2 separate regions of the Homo sapiens genome follow, and region 2 is linked to region 1. Evidence: read pairs that join two places in POLR2A ChIA-PET (ENCODE). Cell type or tissue: GM12878. All regions are shown on one strand. Links, peaks and the distances in the headings refer to the core of each region. The heading gives the core; the rest is flanking DNA.

Region 1 (11,251 bases), core at 2,202-10,201:
AAAGTGTTTTAACCCCTCCGTGAAATACAGATAATGATAGTAACCTTCAAAAGGTTACTGTGAGAACTAAATGAGATGATTTATGTAAAGACCTAGAACAATATCTGGCTCATAGAGTTGTAGAAACAATAGCTACCACCTGTAATCCCAGCACTTTGGGAGGCCAAGGAGAGCAGATCACTTAAGGCCAGAAGTCTGAGACTAGCCTGGGCAACATGGTGAAACTCCATCTCTACTAAAAATAAAAATAAGCCAGGCACGGTGGTGTGCACCTGTAGTCCCAGCTGCTTGAGAGGCTGAGGCAGGAAAATCCCTTGAACCCGGGAGACAGAGGTTGCAGTGAGCTGAGATCACGCCACCGCACTCCAGCCTGGGCAGAAAATAATAATAATAATAATAGCTACCGTCATTATTATGACTTTGTTATTATTCGCTGCTGAAGAAGAGGAAACAGTAGCTAGCTATGAATATCATAAGATACTTTGTTGATGCTAAATAGATGATGGTACCATCACTGGAAATTTGCAATATAAGTTGTAAATAAGGATGCTTGAAACCAAAGAGACTTACTTTAAGGAAAGCAATTAACAGTCCAAAATTAAACCGTCTTCTCACAATGAGTCTGGGGGTAGAAGTGGGGGTGTTTATGGAGAGTAGGAAAGTAAATGTATCATAGAAGTTTAATATTTTGTTGGTAGAGGAGCTAGTAAATAATGTGTCTTGGTTGAGAAGTGTAGAAAATTATGATAGAAAAGGATAAGTTTAATTATGACTTCTGAGGGTAGACTGTCACTACTAGAAGAACTAAAAGCATAGTAGAACTTCCAAATCAACCAAAATGCAATAGAAAAATAACTGACACATGTTGCCAAAGTCAAAAGAAATGAAAAATAAAATTTTATATTTTTTACAAAGTAATGAAAACGAGAATGTTTTATTCAAAAACTCAAGAGGCATAACTAAACTTGGGTTCAGAAGAGAAAAATGTATAGTCTTAAATGATTTTATTAGTTAAAAAGAAAAATAGGCCAGGCGCGGTGGCTCACGCCTGTAATCCCAGCACTTTGGGAGGCCGAGGCGGGTGGATCATGAGGTCAGGAGATCGAGACCATCCTGGCTAACAAGGTGAAACCCCGTCTCTACTAAAAATACAAAAAATTAGCCGGGCGCGGTGGCGGGCGCCTGTAGTCCCAGCTACTCGGGAGGCTGAGGCAGGAGAATGGCGTGAACCCGGGAAGCGGAGCTTGCAGTGAGCCGAGATTGCGCCACTGCAGTCCGCAGTCCGGCCTGGGCGACAGAGCGAGACTCCGTCTCAAAAAAAAAAAAAAAAAAAAGAAAAATAAAGGAACGAAGAATTAACTTCAGTCACAAAAATATCAACATAAATAAAAAGATAATAGAGAGAAGTATTTTATATAAAGAAATATGAAATTAATGAAATAGAAGAAAAAATAACAAAAGAAAAATACAAGAAACAAAAGCTGATCTTTTAAAAAAAAATTAAATAGATAAGCCTCTGGTAGCCTGATTACAAAGAAAAGAGAAAATGCAAAAATATAGACTATTAGGAAAAAAACTACATATACAGAGGAGAGTAAAGAATGAATAGAGGGCCAGGCCCAGTGGCTCATGCCTGTAATCTCTGCACTTTGGGAGACCAAGGTGAGAGGATCACTTGAGTCCAGGAGTTCAAGACCAGCCTGGGCAACATGGCAAAACCTTGTCTCTACAAAAAAATACAAGGCTGGGTGCCGGGTGCAGTGGTTTACGCCTATAATCCCAGCACTTTGGGACACCAAAGTGGGAGGATTGCTTAAGCCCAGAAGTTCAAGACCAGCCTGGGTAACATGTCAAAACTTTGTCTCTACAAAAATAATTTAAAAATTAGCTGAGCATAGTGGTGCACGCCTGTAGTCTCACCTACTTGGGAGGCTGAGGTGGGAGGATCACTGGAGCCCAGGAGTGCCAGGCTGCAGTGAGCTGTGATGGCGTCACTGCACTCCACCCTAGGCAACAGACTGAGACCCTGTCTCAAAAAAAATTAAAAAAAGAATGAATGGAGAATAGAAATGAGCCATAAATTATGGTATATTTATACTATACGATATTAAGTAACCATTTAAAAAGCATTGGTTTAAAACATTGACCAAGAGATATATCTATTACTTAAAGTGAGAACTACAAGCCATGGAATAATGTATGAAATTTGTCCCCATTTTTTTTTTTTTTTTGAGACAGAGTCTTGCTCTGTCGCCTAGGCTATAGTGCAGCGGCGTGATCTCAGTTCACTGCAACCTCTGCCTCCTGGGTTCAAGTGATTCTCCTGCCTCAGACTCCCGAGTAGCCGGGACTACAGGTGTGCATCACCACGCCTGGTTAATTTTTTGTATTTTTAGTAGGGACAGGGTTTCACCATATCGGTCAGGCTGGTCTCGAACTCCTGACCTCATGATCCACCCGCCTTGGCCTCCCAAAGTTCTGGGATTACAGGCGTGAGCCACCGCGCCTGGCCTTGGCCTTGTCCCCATTTTTGTAAAAACAAGCAAGCACTTCAAAAATCCATAAATACATGTGTATAAGCCGAGGGAAATGTTCCAAAAGAGAACACTGGGATCACCTCAAGGGTGTGGGGGAAAGCTCTTTATTTTCATTGTCTCCAATGTGTTAACTGACTACAATGAATATCATTATGTAACTGTCAAAGAATTTTATTAAAAAATACAAGCAAACATATTAAAAGTACCCTTATGTTTACGCAAAAACTAAATCAGGGTATATCATCACCCTGTCTGCCCAGGTTTAGGGAAGCAGCCCAGGACTCAAGGCCTTCGTCCACACACTCAGCAACTGCCCAGCCTTCCCTAGAGCAATCCAGCCACCCCAGAGGCGGTACCCCTTCCAACCTGAATGCTGCTTTTCCTTGGAAAACATTCCTGGTGGTTTGTTTAATGTGTAAATGTCTTAAGGGTTTGTTATACGTTAAACGTATTCTATTTCCTCCTAAATCTTAGACCAGGCATTCCTTTTCTTTTTCATTCTCCACAGAGAAAAGCCTAATTCCTTCTCACAAGACACAGTGGGTGTTGCTCACCATTTTAAAGAGAGAAGGTGGCCTATTTTCAGGGTGTAATGCTTCCATTCCAAGGTAATTCTTTTAGCAAAATTGCACCTTGACAATCACAGGCATTTTCCTTCCACCTTACCTGGAGGACCAGCGCTGCCCCTCAACACCCCTCCCCTTCTGACACAAACTTCCAGGTTTAAGGTTAAAGAGTTGGTGGATTAACACATATGTCCTGAATATGCGTTAACACCCATAACAAAAACTCCAGGCCTATATCAGGTCCATAAAAACTTTCCAGTCATTCATTGTTTTTATACAGAGTCCAGCACAAAGCATGTGAGCCACTAATGAACGTTCTTCCACGTGTCAGCACAGGCTGAAGCTAGACATTTTGGTGTTCAGGGTAAACAGTCACCAAGAACCCTCAGGCCCACACAGGTAAGTGGAGCAGGGAGTGAGGGGAGTCTGTAGTCCATCGTCTCCTCCCCTGACAAAGAGTTTGGTCCCACAGAGCAGGCCCTGCCACCAAGGCCTGAGAGGGATGAAGGGGGAAGGGTTTTGTAGGATGCAGGGCAATGACGAGCCTTTGCAAGCTTTTGTTTTACTTTTTATTATTATTATTATTATTATTTTGAAATGGAGTATCGCTCTGTCACCCAGGCTGGAGTGCAGTGGCGCATTCTCAGCTAACTGCAACCTCTGCCTCCCAGGTTCAAGCAATTCTCCTGCCTCAGCCTCCCAAGCAGCTGGGATTACAGACGTGCGCCACCACGCCTGGCTAATTTTTGTATTTAGTAGAGACAGGGTTTCACTATGTTGGTCAAGCTGGTCTCGAACTCCTGACCTCAGGTGATCCACCTGCCTTGACCTCCCAAAGTGCTGGGATTACAGGCGTGAGCAACCACGCCCGACCTGCAAGCTTTTAAAATCATTACTTTAAGTGTTAATATCTCCTCAGTTTTGATGCTCTAGGGAAGGGATTGACAAACTGGCTCACTGGCCAAATCCTTTTTGCTGATTATTTTGGTAAATAAAGTTTTATTGGGACACAACTATACCCGTTTTTTGTAAGCCATTTATCTGTGGCTGCATTCACACTACAGTGGCAGGGTTGAGTAGTTGTGACAGAGCCATATGACCCTCAAAACCCAAAATATTTATGATCTGGCCCTTTATAGAAGTTTGCTGACCCCTGCTTGGGGGTAAAATCAGGGAATCTGTTTTGACAATCATTAGAAATAAATGAATGCACACATGCCCTGGAATGAGGGCTGAGGGAGTTAATAAGAACAAGGAATAGGGAGCCTCAAAACCCCAACCGCACCCTAGAGGAAGGAGGAGCTCAAATCAATAACCCAACCTGTCACCTTAAGAAACTAGGGAAAGATGAGCAAAGTGAACCCAAGCAAGCAGAAGAAGGAATCAATAAAGGTCAGAGCAGAAATGAATTAGGGATCAGAAAAACAATAGAGAAAATCACCAAAACCAATAATTAGTTCTTTGTAAACACACCTTTATCTAAGCTGATCAAGAAAAAAGAAAGAGAAGACATTATTTAAATTAGGAATGAAAGGGGAGACATTACCACCAAACTTACACAAATAAAAAGGACTATAAGAAAATCTATAGACAATTAATATGCCGATGCATTAGATAACCTACGTGAAGTGGACAAATTCATGGCCGAGCACAGTGGCTTACGCCTGTAATCCCAGCACTTTGGGAGGCCGAGGCGGGCGGATCACCTCAGGTCGGGAGTTCAAAACTAGCCTGACCAACATGGAGAAACCCCATCTCTACTAAAAATACAAAGTTAGCCGGGTGTGGTGGCGCATGCCTGTAACCCCAGCTACTCGGGAGGCTGAGGCAGGAGAATTGCTTGAACCCAGGAGGTGGAGATTGTGGTGAGCCGAGATCACGCCATTGCACACCAGCCTGGGAAACAAGAGCAAAACGGCGTCTCAAAAACAAAAAACAAAAAACAAAACAAAATTCCCAGATTAAAAAAAAAAAAAGAAATGGACAAATTCCTAGGAAGATATAAACTATCAAAACTAAATCAAGAAGAAGTAGAAAATCAGAATATGCCTATATAAGTAAAGAGATTCCATTAGTAACCAAAAAACTTTCTATCAAAAAAAACCCAGGACCAGATGGCTTCATGGCAAAATTCTACCATATGTTTAAAGAATTAACACCAACCCTTCACAAACTCCTCCAAAAAATAGAGAAGGAGGGAACACCTTCCAACTCAGTCTACGAGGCCAGAATTAGCCTGACACCAAAACCAGACAAAGAATCACAAGGAAACTACAGACCAATATCCCTCATGAATATATACACAAAAATCCTCCACAAAATGTTAACAAACCAAATTCAGCAATTTATAAAAAGGATTACACACTAACCACACCCTGATCAGGGACTCCTGGCCCGCGCCAGCGACAAACAAAGCACAGGCACTCCAGAGACAGTGACCAGGGGGACTCTAATGTTTGGGACCAGGGCCCAAGTGGAAAGGCAGGAAAATAGCTGGGATGCTGGTGCAGTGGCGTCTCAGGCCGTGGCTGCCAGCACTTAGAAAACATCTTATCTGTGAACATCTTTTTTCCAAATCAGCCCATGTAAGTGGGACTCTCAGCAGCACAGATGCCTGTCTTTGTCCAGGGGTGTTCACACCAGTGCCCATCCATGGCATCTGCCTCTAGAGGCTCACTTGGTGTCTGTACCGAGAGGGGGAAAGCAGGATTTTGCCTACCTTGCAGCCTGGTTGGCTATAAAATAGCAGAGAAGTAAAAAAAAAAAAAAAATTTATATACCAAGTCCCCAGGGTAATAAAGTAAACTGACCATTTATTACTCCCCTCTCCAACTACTATACTTAAATAACTTTCTGCAGTCAAGGCAAGTGCTTTTTAAGAGTGCAGAGGCCATCTGTTTGCCTTTCCTGCACTGTCTTAGACACACACAGGCACCCCCACCGCCCACACATGCACACACGCAGCTCTGTGCTGTTCGAGAATCAGATATATTTATGCTGAAACACCCTGCTCCTGCTGCCTAAAAATAAAAGAAACAAAACCGATGCTTTCTCTGGGGAGATTCTTGCACACTCTAACTTAGACAAATTCTTCTCTTTAAACTGTTTTTTCAACCACCCACCACCATTTGCACTCTCATAAAAGCCTTTTTCAATCCAAGAAATGCTGACAAAGAACTGCTTCTTAATGTCTGTACTTTGTTCCCTCAGCATTAAGTCACCATGCCTGTGTTTTAGCTAAAAAAGCCTTAGGATTTCCCCCTACTCGCTCGTTTTCGGAGTGCCTCCGTCCATTCTGATGAAGCACACTCCTCATTAACATTCTCCCTCTCAGACAGGGCGTCCACACAAGAGGCTGTCAGCCTCCCTGTGAAGGCCACCCGAGCTATCAAATGCTCCCGGGAGCTCCTGCTCATTTGAGAAGTGCCTGCTTCTAGGAAAGCCCTTTGGCACAGGCAAAATACCCATCTTCAGTAAAAAAGCGTCCCAGGGCCCAGGCCACCTGGCTGCCACCTGGCTGCCACCTGGGCTTCAGCCACTGTCATGCAATCTGGTCCCCAGATTGAACAGCAAGAATGTGCTGGCCAGGCCCTGCCCTGCTGGTCACATCAGGCATCCAGGAGGCGGGAGTGGCAGAGGGAAAGGAGTGCTGGACTAAGAGGTCAGGCCCTGGATAGTGACTTGACTCTCTGCTGAATTCCCTTCAGAGCCCCAACCTGCTCGTCTGTCACATGCGGCAATTGTCCCCACCCTCGCTTCTCCCCAGGTCAAGTGAGGAAATGGACAAGAAGAAAGTGGCAGAGGGCCAGGCAGGGGAAGCATCCCGGGCGCAGGCCTCACCTGTCCAAACACATAGAGCAGCCCGATGGTGCCTCCCGTCTGCCCACCCAGGACCGAGGAGATCATGGAGTAGACGCCACCGCTGCCGATGCTGCTGCGCTCCCCGACGCCAATGCCAGACAGCACCGTGACGAGGGCCACCAGGATGACGAAGGACACCAGGAACATGCCCAGGAGCACTCCTGTGTTTCCCTGCAGCAGAATAGCAAGGAGCAAGGTTGGATTAGGTGAGGAGGCCCCGCCAGCTCCCTGCTGGGGGCATTGACCACCTCCCCTCCTCCCACAGCACTGGAATAGGGGCCAGGGGTGGGGGCACAGAGTCAGGACAACTAAAAAGGACAAAGCAAGCACCACAACAGCCAAGGCCAGGAAGAAGTTCTAAGTGAAAGGAAGCGTCCTGGCTGCAAATTCTTCAATGACTCTCCCACCTATAGGGTACAGTCAGAGCTGCTGATGCCCTCACGAGGTGCCTCCTAATCTCACTTTGTGCCTGACGTGCAGCGACAAGTTCTCTCCCCACCCCCACCCCTCCTCATGCTGATTCCCCTGCCTGGAAGGCCTCTCCTGCTCATTCTGTACCTTTGTCAGGTTAACTCCAGCATATCCTTTAGGCCTCAACGTTTAGGATTTCTCACCAGGAAGCTGGCCCTGTAACCCTTTCTCTGGGCTCCTCCAGTGCCAGGGCTTAGTACTTTTCACAGGACTTGTCATATTGAGTCTGTTTCCAAGCCAGTTTTGACCTCTAGGCTGTGAGCTCCAGGGGAGGATGATATGGTTTAGATGTTTGGATTTGGATCCCTTCCAAATCTCATGTCGAAATGTGATCCCCAATGTTGGAGGTGGGGCCTGGTGGGAGGTGTTTGGGTCATGGGGGTGGACCCCTCGTGAATGGCTTGGTGTCCTCCCACAGTAATGGGTGAGTTCTCACTCTGTTCGTTCACAGGAGAGCTGGTTGTTTAAAAGAGCCTGGCATCTCTCTTGCCTTCTCTCCGGCTACGTGGCACGCTGCTCCCTCTTCACCTTCCCCCATGAGTGAAAGCTTGCTGAGGCCTCACCAAGTGCAGATGCTGGTGCCATGCTTCTTGTACAGCCTGCAGAACTGTGAGCTAAATAAACCTCTTTTCTTCATAAATTAGCCTCAGGTATTCCTTTATAGCAATGTAACATGGACTAATACGGAGCAGGATCATGTTTTCTTCCCCTTCATATTCTCAGTGCTTAGCATAACCTCCACAAAATAGGTGTTCATTAAATGCTTGTTGAGCGAATAAACAAACCATGCATGGCTGGAGATGAACACATGTAGACAGACACATTTCAGTGTGAAAAGCAAGAGTCGCAGAGAGGCAGTGGACACAGCACTTCTAAGAAGGAGATGTAATGTCACATGTTTTGCAATAGAAAGCAAGGAAGACTCCTGATAGTCAAGACTTCATGTGTTGTGAGTGCTGGAGAGGGTCCTAGGAGTGGGCAGAGCCAGTTCAAGAGCTGAGTGGCCTAACATGAGCTGGAAAATTGTCCTGGAAGTCAGTTGTACTCTGTTCCAGTGTTTATAATATAATGCTCAAGGGCTCCACTGCTGGTCTGAGACCCACCCTGGCTGTGGCTAAGGCCGAAACCTGAGCTGAGGATCTGAGTGTGGTGTAGAATGAGAGCTTAGGAAGGTCTGGTCTTGCCCAGACTTCTTATGGGGGCTAAGAATCCTGTACATCCCACTATAAAGGAGCTTAAATCTCCCCAAATTTGCCTATGTAATGGTTAATTTTATATGTCAACTTGGCTAGACTACGGCAACTAATTGTTTAGTCAAACACTAGTCTAAATGTTGCTGTAAAGGTGATTTTCAGATGTGATTAATATTTACTATCAGTTGACCTTAAGTAAAGGAGATTACCCTCCATAGTATGGGTGGGCCTCGTCTAATCAGTTGAAGGCCTTACAAGCAAAGGCTGGTTTCCCAAAGAGGAAGGAATTCTGCCTCCAGGCTGCAATACAGAAATTCTTCCTGCATTTCCAGCCTTCAGACTCAAGACTGCAGCATCAATCCTTACCTGCTAATATATACATGACATACTTACATCTCCTGTTGGCATTGGCCTGTTTCTCTGGAGAATCCTGACTAGTAGATTCTACACCTTGAATGGCCTCCTCTCTTTCACCCATCTAGTCCAGCTCACCCTTCAAAGCCTGGCTCAACTGCATCTCCTCCAGGAAGGCTTCCTGACACCTCAGTGACTGCAGCACTCATAGCCTGTTCCACCCCAAGGGACTTAATGCTGTTTTCAGAACTCTCCTAATGCAATATCTACCCACCACAGCTGTTAGCTCATAGGGCGGGGCGGGGAAGAGAGGAGGGGATGAGGGCCCAGGCCATGTCTTGTCTTTTGTGATCCCACTGGCACTAAGTAGTGCTTGGCCCACAGCAGGTGCTCATCCATGTTTAGATGGTGACTGGCTTGCCTTTTGTTCTGCGCACCTGTGTGGTCTACTGAAGTCCCACTGCATGAGATGGCACTGTGTGTGGGACTGAGAACCCCTGCCCCAGGCACACATCTGCTTGGAAGGTCCTAGGATGCTTTGCATAAGAATTAAAGAAGAGGCCTTTTGTTCCTTCTACAGGGGGAGATGAACTGACCCCCAGGATCTCACACAGCAGAGTCCATCCTAGGCAATCCATCCCTAGAGGTAGGCGGCCCACACCTCTGACCAAGCATCCCCATGCACAGTCTTACCTACAGGGTTGCAGTGTGGTGGGGGAAGGCAACCATGTGGGCGGGCCCAAGATGAAGTGAAGAATACCGGGAAAACTACAGAGGGCCACAAGCTGGAGGCAAAATTGCCATCAATCTGATCTCTCTGACCCATCTCAAGTCCGGCTCATGATGAGCCCTGACTTCTGTGCTCCTATTCTGCAGTTAAATCTATGGTGTGAGGTTTCCATTAGAAATTCGGAAGCCTATCTTCACAGGATGCTCATTTAACAAGCAATGCTAGCTATTCATCGTGCTTGCTTCTGTTTCGTGTTTCAGGAGCATCTGTGCTTCAGGAATCTGTGGCCTGCACTGTAGAATGCAAGAGTGGCAGAGCTTTCCTGTCTTGGGCCCGTGAGAGGCTCCAGGCCACCAACTCAGCACTCACCACCAGCCAGCCAGTCCTCAGGAAGAGCACAACCCCAAAGATGTTGATCATGCAGGATGTGAACACACCATCCCAGGTCCCAAACAGCACAGGCTCCCACATGAACAGCTGGGTCTTCCACCAGGGCTGGGGCTGGGCCAGGGCATCCTGCAAACAGAACACACAGAAATCAGCTGAGGGGCCATTGGGAGGGCCAGGGATGGCATGAGAGTGGAACAGGAGGAGGGAGGTAGGAGAACTCAGCTTAAAAACAGTCCTGTCTTATTGTGCCAGGGCAAGTGTGTGTGTATACACACATGCATGCACATACACACACATGCGCACACACACATCTTGAAGCATACCTCTACAAAAGGATCACTGTTCTCTTGTAACAACAGTGATTCCGTATCCATATGTAGCAGAGACTCATTATTCACAAACGTAGTCCTTTTCCTCTGGTCATCACTCAAGTAGTCAGGGAGTCAGGTAGACTCCCAGCCTCTTTGCAGCTAGAAGTGGCTGTGTGACTGAGTTCTAGCCCATGGAATGCAGGCAGAAGCAATAGATGACACTTCTAAGTGAGTGTGAGATTCTGGGTTTCACCTCCTGGGGCTCATGGTCATGAGCCCTCTTCATCCTCCAGTCCTAGCAGGGACAGCAGCTTCCGGCAGTTGACATTTGGCCAACCTTACTGAAGCGCTCTTTGCTCCTTCAGCCCTTCTAACACCTCTGCAATCAGCCCTGTGGATGAGATTCCCTGTTTAAAATGACTGAAGTTATTTCTGTTTTCCTTACTGAGCACTAATACAGTGATCTCTGCTGATACCCCAGGATTCTTCAGCATTACTGGACAATTGTTTGGAATCAGAGGCGAATAATGAAAAAACAGATTCCTTGCTCATTTTTCCAATTCACAAATAACAAAGGCACTTATAAACACTCAAATGGAAACCCTTTACTAAAAAAACCATAACTTCGTGGATATACTAAAATGATCTTAAACAAAACCAGTAGTAACTCACACTGTGAATGCTCTTATGTAGGTTTGGCAATTAATCTAAACTCAGGCATGAACAGAGTCTTCCAGTGACCACAAACGACTACAGCAGTGATTACGGTTCTCAGCTGGGTGGGGTGGGTGGGGAGAGAGAGGCATCCAAAGCTAGGAGTCACTGTGTGCAATGAATC
Region 2 (11,251 bases), core at 2,055-10,054, 98 kb after region 1:
CCACTTGCGGTTTAACCCTTATACTCTGCTTTCTGAAAAGCTACTTGTGATCTCCTTGCTATTTATTCCAAAGATTTTTTCTTGGTTCTCTAACCTCTATCCTCCTAGGGCACTGGCACTGTTGGTCACATCCTGCTTGGAATTCTATCTTCTACTAGCTTCTGGGACACTATTTTCCTAGTTCAATGAATCTCCCTTATAACTGTTTTTCTTCCTCATTTCATCTTACATGTCTAGTTTGTTTACCCAAAGGTCTGTCATCTTTAATACTGTTCTCTACAATTTCATTATCTTAGCTATCATTTATTTATATTTGATTTCCAAATCCATGTTTTAAACTCTGCCTGGACATTTTGCACACACAAAAAATGAACACTGATAAACAGGCTTTTAATAATACATTCTTTAATCATTTCTCTAGCTAAATGGAGCACATTAAGCCAAACAGGTGTCCAATTAAGACTATTTAATTAATTTTACACATCCATGCTAATTGTTTTCTCACTTAAGAGTTTTTCCTGGTTTCCTTCTGACATTCTGGCCTACAAAATCTCTGATTTGGAATGCCAGATTAGCTATGGTCTTAGGAATGAATGACAGTTACACGAAGATGAAAATAACAAAGATAATAACTTTAATGGCCACAAGCCCATTTTAATTCAAGAAATACCTGTATGAATGAAGACATGTCTCTGTAAGTGATAGTTCGTTCTAAAGGCAGCATTGCAGTGCTCACAAACGTGAGATTTAGGGGTTTTCAAACCAAGTGATCCATCCTCATTTATTGTAAGGATCTAGTTCAAAAAAAAAAAGGCAAAAACAAAAGAAATAAGTTTTTAAAATGTAATTAAATAGTAATTTTAAAAAAAAGATAATGCAAACAACGGTCACCACAGATTATGAAATATTTTGTTCTTAAATGATCTTGAAAAGACTATTAGAATAATGTTATCATTAACTGTAGGAAAGTACAATGTGACTCAGAATGAGCAAAAATCACTAATAAAACCTTGGAAGCTGGTTAAGTAAGATCTCATCACGGCCTTCTCCTCTGTAATGCTTATGCGTGATGGAGTTCCTAAGTCTTCAGTTAGGGTGAACACAGGTATATTTTCAATTTCAAATTCTCATATATGCAGGAAAAAAGCCTTTAGACATGATCTAATATCAATCAGTATGGGGCTAATTAAATAAATCATGGAAAATGAATACAATTTAATATTATGTGGTTGTGAAATAAAATGACAAAGCTCTCTATATACTTATATGAAAAGCGTGTCAGGATTTGTTAAGTTAAAAAAAAAAAAGGCAAAGTTTAGAACCCAGTGTATAGTTTTGCTAACTTTTGTATATAAAAGGTACATATAGGAATATATATTTGCATAGGCATAAAAACTACTTGAGAAGGATATATATACAGAAGTATATAACCTTGATTGTGATGGCTGGGGAACTGGGCAGACAAGAGATAAAATGGGAGGGAGGTTTTACACTGTCCACTTAACACATTTTTTTGAACCATGTAAGTGGTTACCTATTACTAAAAAAAAAAGAGAACACTAACTTTTCAAGTTACAATATGGTAGAATTTATGGTCTGTTTCAGTCTAGGATCACTAAGGTTATTCTAGAACTACTAAATTATTATTAAACATATTCCTAAGAATATTTGTCAAATAAATAAATTAGAAGTGGGTATGGGGTCCATCTGGGGCATAAGTACTGAATAAGAAAATTATTCAGCACTTATAAATTCAGTTTTTTAAAAAATAGAAGTGGGTAAAAAGAAGGAAGACAAGAGACAAAGCAACCTTGTCTTTCTGGGCTTATTGAGATTAAGAGTATTGCAAGCCTGGTTTGGATGGTACCACAGAGAAACTCACCTTAGGCTGCATGTATTCCAATTTATCAACAACTTGTTCAATGTGCAACATTAAGCTGCCTTTTGGCCAGGCATGGTGGCTCAAGCCTGTAATCCCAGCACTTTGGGTGGCTGAGGTGGGTGGCTCACTTCAGTTCAGGAGTTCGAGACCAGCCTGGGCAAAATGAGGAAACCCCGTCTCCACTAAAATACAAAAATTAGCCAGGTGTGGTGGCACACACCTGTACTCTCAGCTACTTGGGAGGCTGAGGATGGGAGGATCACTTGGGCCAGGAGGTCAAGGCTGCAATGAGCCATCATCATGCCACTGCACTCCAGCCTGGGCAATACAGTAAAACCCATCTCAAAAAAAAAAAAAAATTGCCTTTCATCAGACATGTGGAAGAGTGAAAATAATGATTCCTTTTTCATTATTGACGAAAGCAAAAAAAAAAAAAAAAAGGCACAACATTATGCTGAAACAGCAAAGAAAACTAGAAGATCTGATCAGGAGGGGTATGGCCAGTGAGAGGGAAACAATGCTGTAGGTGTGGGCATACAGAATGGGAGCTAAGAAACTGTCCAACAAAGGTAGAGAAATCTGGGAAATAAATATAAAGAACTGTGGAAACTGATTAGGGCCTGCAAACACACAGCTATGACCCCTTCTCAAACCTAGAAAAGGGCAGTACGTAAGGGAAAAAAGCTTTAATCCTTAAAACATTTTTACTTTAAATTCAAGAAGACAGTTCAGCCTATACTATATGCAGATCAGTGGTAATTATTATGCAAATTATACAGGGCATTTGGATTCTGGGCAAACAGCCAATGTGGTCAACAATGCTTCAAAGTCTATGCACCAAAGTCATGGAAGGGAAACATTTGGCAGGAGAATGGAAGTGGGTGTCACAGCTTCCTGAGGAGAGTCAAAGAAAGTGGAAAGCTTCATCTCTGGGCCAGTCAGTTTTGAATTTTTTCAACCCCTCCAAGTCACATAATAATAAGCAAGTTAACACTGTGCAAAAGGAAAACACACAAAATCTTTTAAAATATGACTCAAAATATTTTATACATAAAACAAACAAAAAGATGTTAAATACTTATATAAAATGGAACTAAAAACAAGACAGCACCAGGTATTTTTTTTCATGTATGTTGATAACAAATAAGAAAATCCAACTGCCAAAAAACATGGCACTTCAATAGCTTTCTGTGGCATAGCAACTGCAAGGAAAGGCTTTGTAAAGAACAAATCTGGCCCAAGTTGCTTAATGTGAAACGGATGTAATCCTTGACTGTACAAAGCCCTTTTATGAAGAGTTAAGGAGTTCTAGGTCATTGTTTTCTGGCACTGGAGGTACTGCTGCCTTTCATTGTAGATTCAAGCCTTAATTCAAGGTGAATTTTATGGATGAAACAGCTACCACTGCCTTGTGGATAAACACACAGGAAAATCTAGCTTTTTTTAAGTTCAAAGACAGAAACACCAAATTCTTGGACATTTTATATTTTCCTTACTTTCTTTTTAGGCCAGAGTAATAAAGGACATAGAGTAAACTCATCTTGACTCAGATGAGCATCAATGGCCCTTCCAATTTGTAACCTGTTTTAAATATATCCAACTGATTTTTATTCACCCTTATAATCTCAGTGTTCAAAATGGTATCTGGAGCATAGTGGAGACTCTATACCTGTCAAAGGACCTGGCTGCCTGCTGTCCATAACAATTACTCCTCCTAGCTTACCACTTTCTTGTTTTTTAAATTTGTTGCTAAAAGCAATACTTTACTTTTCAATTTTTTAGTCTTCAGATAACTGAGTAGTGAGAGAAGCGGGTAGGCAAAGAATAAAATCCCTTAGCAGAACACAAATAGCACACTAACGCAGGCAAAATTTTCTTCCCCGGTATAGACTTGCCTTCTTTTCTTGCTCACACCTTTTCAAGATCTTTTAGTAGAATGTGATCTACCAGCTGAGTGTGTTTGCCTTAGAGATTAGCAGTCTTACCTGCAACTGGTTCCATAAAACATCTTTGCTTTTCTTTTTTCCCCAACATATGGACACCATTACAACTGAAGAATTTTATGTTTAAAATTTTGAATTCTAAGATGCCTGCTAGACATCTTCAGATGCTTTATCTTGCCCCTTGTCATTGCTACTTCAGGAGAAATATGGTATATTACATAGACCAAGCAATCAGGTTTTAGCAAGTGGAGAAATTAGTAATACTCTAATTCTCAACACACTACATTTTTTTTCTTATCTGTTTAGTAAATTTAAAACAAGACTTTATAGAAAAAAATTGAGTATCAAATGGAATTTCTCAGTTAATCTGCTTTCTTAATCTCATATCCATTATGACATATTTTCTGTTTTAAGACAAATCTATTACCAGCCAGCTACCTAAATATACACATATGGTAAAGGTTATCTTAAATAATATACCCATTTTCATCAGGCAAAGCCCTAAGGTCTGCCTATTCAAATTCAGAGATTTTTCACTCCATAAGGATCACTGCCACTGAATAAATGAAACCTGACACCCCTCACTGAGAAAAAGTTCTGTTTTCTTAAAAGGCAGACATGATTTTTCACATTCAAATGTGTACTACTAAAATTATTAAAGCATATTTTAAACTAAACACTATAGGTTTTTATCATATATTCCTGAATCAATCAAAATCAACTTTGAAGCCACCAAAACTCAAAAGACTAATTAGATAAGAGAGTTTACATTTCTCACCTATTATGAGACGTTCTACTGCAACTGGGGATGGAGAATGACAGCTGTGACAATTCTCTTTACTCTCCAAATCCAATGAGAAATGGAAAATAGTGCAAGTCCAAAGATATACAAATAACAAAGTCACCCTGAGTAATACCCATCACGGCAACTTGACTGTCCTGGTCATCGTTAATAACCTACTCTAACATTGTCACTTTCTTTCATTCATCAAGATTTTTTATTGTTTCTCAGTACTAGATTTTTCTCATCACCAAATTTCCTTTTTAAATGGTAAGCTTTTGACAGCACCAGAACAAGAAATTCACTGTATCATAAGCATGGCACAACAACTATGTTCAGCAAAATGACCCTGGGTTTTAGAAAAAGGCTGTTTCTTCCCTGTTTCCTGAATATTAGGCAAAGAAGTAGGTGATATTTTCTAAAGAAAGATTTACATCAGATTTTTTTTCAAAGTTAGGGTTCAGTTCTATGGAAAAACAATTTATACAAGACACACAATTTCCTGGGAAAATTAGATAAATAAAACTCTATTATTTTGCCAATCTTCTTCCTTCATTTTCTTACTATTCCATACTTCCTGTTTGCATCCTCCGTCTTATAATCAGTTCATCTTTAAAGCTACTTCTTCCTAAATCAAGGTAACATGTAGAAGAAAGCATGGCAAATGTCTGGTATATCTACTTCTCTGTTTCTTTTCATTAAATTTTCCTTATTTTACATAATTCAATCTTTCTGATACCAAAGTCTAAAATCTTTTCTGGGAACCAACAATATATAATAAATTGCTGGGAAAGGATTCTCTATTATATAATCTATCTGATGTGTGAAAAGTGCTCTTCCTCAGTTCAGCATAACTTTGAATAATGAATTTTTATTCAGATCACCTAAAGTGTTACAACAAACCCAGTTCCTTTTTTCAGTACCTGATGAGAGATCCTGGCACATAACAGGCACTCAAATTATTTGTTGAATAAATGAAAAGAGAGATACATTTCAGAATAAAGAGAAGGAATTAAAAATATCCTCTCTCTCATTCAGTTACTAAGGAGGTGGAAAAGACCTATATAATATATACAACATGGGATTTAGATAATATTGTTATATTTTACTGAAAAAAATTCTTAGATTTCATTAATGTTAACCCAACAATCCTCCTAAAACCCTTCTGAGATGGAAACTGTTACCTTCTAATTCATGTAACAAGTGAATACCAAAGTCCAGTAGTAATACCTCATTTATTCAGAAACTTCTAGTGTCAAGATTTGAAGTTTTCAAGCTTAAGAGTATAACAGTCACCAAAAACAGACTCAAAGGGGCAAAGGAAAGTGATGTTAAGTGGCCACCCAGATATACAGCAATGTAAAAATGAATAGCACGTCACCAAGGAATGAGAAGTGAAGTGATTATAAGCAGTATAACACTTAAAGTCTAGCAGTGTGGATTTGCAGGGTCAGGTGGATGGGGGAGAGCCCTAAAATCTCTGTTCTCCTAGAGGGCTTCAACTGCAATACGCAATTTTAAAAAATGTTTATGTCAGCTTCAAGACATTAAAAGCTGAATTATGTTCAAATACACTAGATTTAAAAGGAAAACAACACCTTAAAGATTTCCCCCAAAAAATGGTGAAAATAAAATGAAATTTGATATTTAAAAGGTGTAAGCTTCTATTATGTAGAAAACTTACTTTCTTAAAACAGCTAATTCCACAACAGATGCAAATAGCTTGACCTAGATGATGTTCCCTAGCTCAGTTACCCTCTTCATCAGGCATGCTGCCAAGTGTATTTAGGCAAATTTCAAGTGTCAAAACCTACCTTAAGATGATCAGGCTTTCCCATTGCATTTAAGTTTTCCAAAAAAAAAAAAAAAAGACTCAGCTTTGCCATATGAGAAAAGTTCAGAAGGCAATTATTGCTTAAAATCCATGGCAGCTAAAGATGGAATAACAACACAGTACTTTAAGGCAGCCATAGTTACATGGATGTTTATAAGCTCTGATGTTTTTACTAAAACTCTATCACATTAGTTATACTTCTTGTGCAGATCCCCAATCTAATACTACACAATGGTGACACAAACTCAAAATATTCACAATGGCAAGATTTTAAGATTTGGAAAAGGTGCTGGGGGAGAGTGGAGTCCTCTAGGCATAATAAATCATAATTCTTTGAGGAACTTAAAATTGTTTTTAAGGAATTTAAAACAAGTAACACTTACTGATTTACAAACATGGGTAAGTTTCTCTTTCTCTTCATACCAAAGAGCAGAATGAATTATTTTAACAGAAGTTCTGAAGCATAAATTTTTATATACACTCCTGAGAAAATGTAAAATTACTCACTGGTTATATCTTAAAGTTCTAAGACTCCAGACACAAAAAACCCATTCACCTGGAGATGGCAGACCAGTGGTTAAAAAACAGTCCAAAACCATTCCCTGTCCCATTACATGTAACATGCCAGGACAATTGAAAAATAATTGTTTGTTCTTTATTTAAAAAAAAAAAAAAACAAAACCAGAGACAGGGTTCCACAATGTTGCCCAGGATGGTCTTGAACTCCTGGGGTCAAGCAATTCTTCCGTCTCAGCCTCCCAAAGTGCTAGGATTACAAGTGTGAGCCACTGTACCTGGCCTGTTTGTTATTCTTACACCTCTGTCTGCTGTATATTGTTTCTAGTCACTTCATCTTCCTAAGAATTCTCTAAAGGGCTACCCTAAAACATTCTCTTATACGCACTATACTTAGAATAGGACAACTCCGTCATCTGGCAACTACAGAGGTATATAAATACTTAAATAATACCTTTAGAAATATTCTAAAATGATACATTATAAATGAGTTTATCGCAAATTAGACAAGCAAAATAGCTTAAAGCCTGTAAATACCTAATCTATATTTACAAATACCTAGAACATATCACCAAATACAGAGTCCAACACCCAATAAGAAGATAATCTGGGTTTTAGTCAGAATTTCAAGAAGAGAGTACACTTGAAATAGATACCCCATAGATCAGCAATGAATCCGAAGTAACAACCAATCACTATCACAAATGATTTTAGAAATAATTTTTTACATAAAACCTAGTATTATTCTATATCTGAAGAACTTGATTTGTTCATTAATGTAAAGAACCCCCAAAAATGATATAAATTACTGAGAAAAACATTAAAGCCCCAAAAAAAGAAGTGGAGGGAGAGGGAAGAAAAGAAGAAGGGAGAATTTCACAAAACATGAAATATAAAATGCCAACAAAAATTTTAGAAGTTTAGTGTGACCAGAAACTAAAGAAATTCAAATTTAAACTATAATGAGGCTCCCATCTTAAGCAAAGTCAGACACTCAAGACCAGTGAGAATGCAGACAGATACACCTCAGGTCCACTGCAGGTAGAAGTGTAACTGGTATAACATTTCTGAAAAGAGTAACATTATCAAGAAATCTTTCCAAAAGTTCACACCCTTTGATCAATAGTGCACAAAGATACATACTCAAACATTTTAAGTGCAGCATGATTTAAAACAGAAACAAAAGGACTACAACTTTCAAACAACATAATAATGTCCAATAAAACAACCATTAAATATAACATGATCTATTAAGAAATAGATTATGTAGCTAATAAATGATTACAAAAAACATTAAAAACTTTAAGCACAAAAGTTGCTTACATTTCAAGTGTTAAAAATCAGCTAATTTATTCTATATTATACCTCCATATCTATCTGCACAAATTTGAAAAAAGAAAGGGAATATGGCAGAAAATCCAAGTAGTTATCTCTAGGAAATGTAACTATGGGTTATTTTAGTCTCTATGTTTTTCAAAATTTGCTATTGTAGGCATATTTATATGTCCCCAAAATAGTGGTATGCTGGCAAATATTTAACCACCAACTAAGGAATCAGGAGGTATAGAAACATTTGCTGATTTCCAGGGTGTAAATATTCCCACCATAGCTAATTATAAGCTACCAATGGTTTTGGCAACTAATTTGCAAATGAAATCTTGCAAGCCAGCTCAAGCTGGCTCCAACACACTAATAAGTCCAAAAGTATACAAAAATATAAATAATAATGATGATTATGATTTCAAATCACAAATTTTTAAAAAGCCATCAAAAAAATCATATTACAGTATGATCTTTTTAAAAAGGACTTTCTCACCACATGAGGGAAGAAAAAAATAAGAGTTAACTATAAAAATGCAAATATGCTGCAGAGAGTTCAGAGAATTTCTAGGAATACCAAAAATGCTGTATACATTCAGCTATCACTATACTAAAGAGAAAAAAACAGGCCAGGAGTGGTGGCTCACGCCTGTAATCCTAATACTTTGGGAGGCTGAAGTGGGAGGACGGCTTGAGACCAGGAGTTTGAGACTAGCCTGGCCAACATAGCAAGACCCCATTTCTGTAAGAAATTCAAAAATTAGCCAGGCATGTTGGCACATGCCTGTGGTCCCAGCTACTCAGGAGGCTGAGGGAGGAGGATCCCTTGAGACTGGGAGACTGAGGCTGCAGTGAGCCATGATCATGCCACTGCACTCAGCCTGGGTTACTTGTTTATTTACTAACCCATTCATTAACCCATAAAATATTTACTGAGGATCTATTATGTCTCCTATTCCAGGCTCTTAGGATACAGCTGTGAACAAAATGAAGTCCCTGCCCTCATGAAGTTTACATCCTATTAACAGGGATCCTATATCTTTTCCTGATGAATAACTGGTATTACATTTTCCTGAAACCTTAATATAAAGATAAGGAAAACTAATACAAATGAGAAGAAAGGGCAATGCATGCCATCCGATAGAGATATGGAAAAAGAAAAGTTCACTTTTAGACAAGTCAGGAACATGGTGAAAGAGAAGCAGAAAAATTGAAAGCAAGGCCCACCACCTCCATGCAGGCACGCACCCCCTCCTACTAAACCACACAAGACTTCTACATCTGCCTTAGGGTCCAGCCAGGTTCTTGCCTATAGAATTAACCAACAGTTGGAATTAAGAGGTTGTGATTACCACCTTAATACATTGTCTTACTTTTGCGGGAGAACGTTGTTTCCGCTTCTTCTTTTTCTGTAAGTCTACTGGCTCTCTGATTTGTTTTTTGTCTCTCATCAGTTGCTCAGATACATCAGTAAAAGTAATTTCCTGCTTTACGCTTATCTGTTTAAAAAAAGAAAAGCCAATTTTAGACATAAATAAAAAGTTCATTGTGACAAAAGGCCATTTTATGTTTAATCCTTTGCTAAACCCACATACAGGTGCTTCCAGAATGATGATCTATGTGTGTGTGTCCTAACTATATACAGTGCTATAGAATTCATTAATAGGCAGTGGGTAATAAGAATTGAGAGTACATAAATTGAGGGATAAACAGATTTTTTTTTTAATCTACCTGAGAAAAAAGATCAAAGACGTCCTGGGAAAAGATGATCATAAGACCAAGCAGAAGTCAGGAAATCGTAACATCAATTTCATTCCCACATTTAAGGAAACTGATACTGAAGTTAAAAGCGCACAAAAAAGGTTAAGGTCCAAAATTCAACACAATACTAGGGAATAAAAGAGGTATTTAGACTTCTAGATGGGCTCTGTATTTATAAAATATCAAGTAAACCACACAAATTCTAAAAGATAATTTGTCAAAAGAAAGACAAATTAACAATGAAAATCTAATTATCTTCATGCTCAACAGTTTTGTCATATGACTCAAGATCTCAGCCAGTACTTTCCTGGGCTCTACAACAGACCATCACCAAATATGTGTTTATAGAAGCAATTATAATTTTAGGCTGCTACACTGTACAAGACATGATGCTAACTACATAATAGAGAAATACTAGAAGAAACATTAAGATTTCAACAATGTTCTTCAATTTTCAGATCTTAATTCTCAGAGTTACTTGTCCTTAAAGAAAGAAAAGAAAAACCAAGGTTCTAAGATCACTAACAGTACCATCGTCAGTTCTCATCAGATTTGATGGTGTTCAGTCATCCCCTCCTCACTGCTACATTTTCAATCTATCCTTGAAGTAAAACAAGAACCTTAAAACTAGGAAACTTTCAACTCAGGCTATAAAATACAGTAAAGATCCTTGAGAATAATTCAGTAAGTACAATGTGCTAATGGCTACATTTTCAAGAAACACACTAAAAAGCATGGTGCAAAAGATGATGAACATCTTACAGATTCAGTGTAAAGGTGGAAAACAGCTATGTAGAAGAGGTTCACGAGAAAAAATGCAACCTAAGCCAGGAATTTCATACTGACAAAATAAAAAGTGGAAGTTCTCATGAATTCCTGAAATGCAGGCCATGTGAGAATCACAAATCAAGAACCCTGGCACAAAAACATGATGTAAATGATTATTTATTTAGCTAGTAATTCTACCAAGTTACAGAAGGGTACAGTGACCACTCTTCTGGCTTCGTTGGTATCAATTATTTTGACTACAAAATACGATGGTAAAATCACCACCTACAAGACTTGGGAATACAGACCTCTTATCACCTCTGAAGTGGTATTTACTGAAAAACAATAACTGGGAATGGGTATGAGACAAGAAGAGATAACAGACTATGTAAGCAGCTGTGGAATTTCTCTGCCCTATTTTGAAGGAGTACCAAAAAGTAGTACAA

The links. Peaks named below come from ENCODE experiments on the same cell type or tissue, not always from the same donor. Only the 100,000 strongest peaks of a DNase experiment are listed, where the experiment ranks them.
Region 2: POLR2A ChIA-PET joins it to region 1 with 6 read pairs; 3 of 35 experiments call an interaction of 5 or more read pairs at or near these places.

The regions. Positions count from the first base shown.
Region 1 is chr3:125,180,294-125,191,544 of GRCh38, forward strand. SLC12A8 (solute carrier family 12 member 8) reads right to left here. Exons shown (of 14, transcript NM_024628.6): 3 at 10,082-10,228; 4 at 6,944-7,135. Among named protein-coding and RNA genes, the nearest start is that of SLC12A8, 27 kb to the right of the region's middle. In GM12878, for the core only: no CTCF peak of the experiment used is centred there; a DNase peak (open chromatin) is centred at 6,071; H3K27ac peaks cover 1,807 bases.
Region 2 is chr3:125,278,454-125,289,704 of GRCh38, forward strand. ZNF148 (zinc finger protein 148) reads right to left here. Exons shown (of 9, transcript NM_021964.3): 5 at 9,650-9,775; 6 at 671-794. Among named protein-coding and RNA genes, the nearest start is that of SLC12A8, 71 kb to the left of the region's middle. In GM12878, for the core only: no CTCF peak of the experiment used is centred there; no DNase peak of the experiment used is centred there.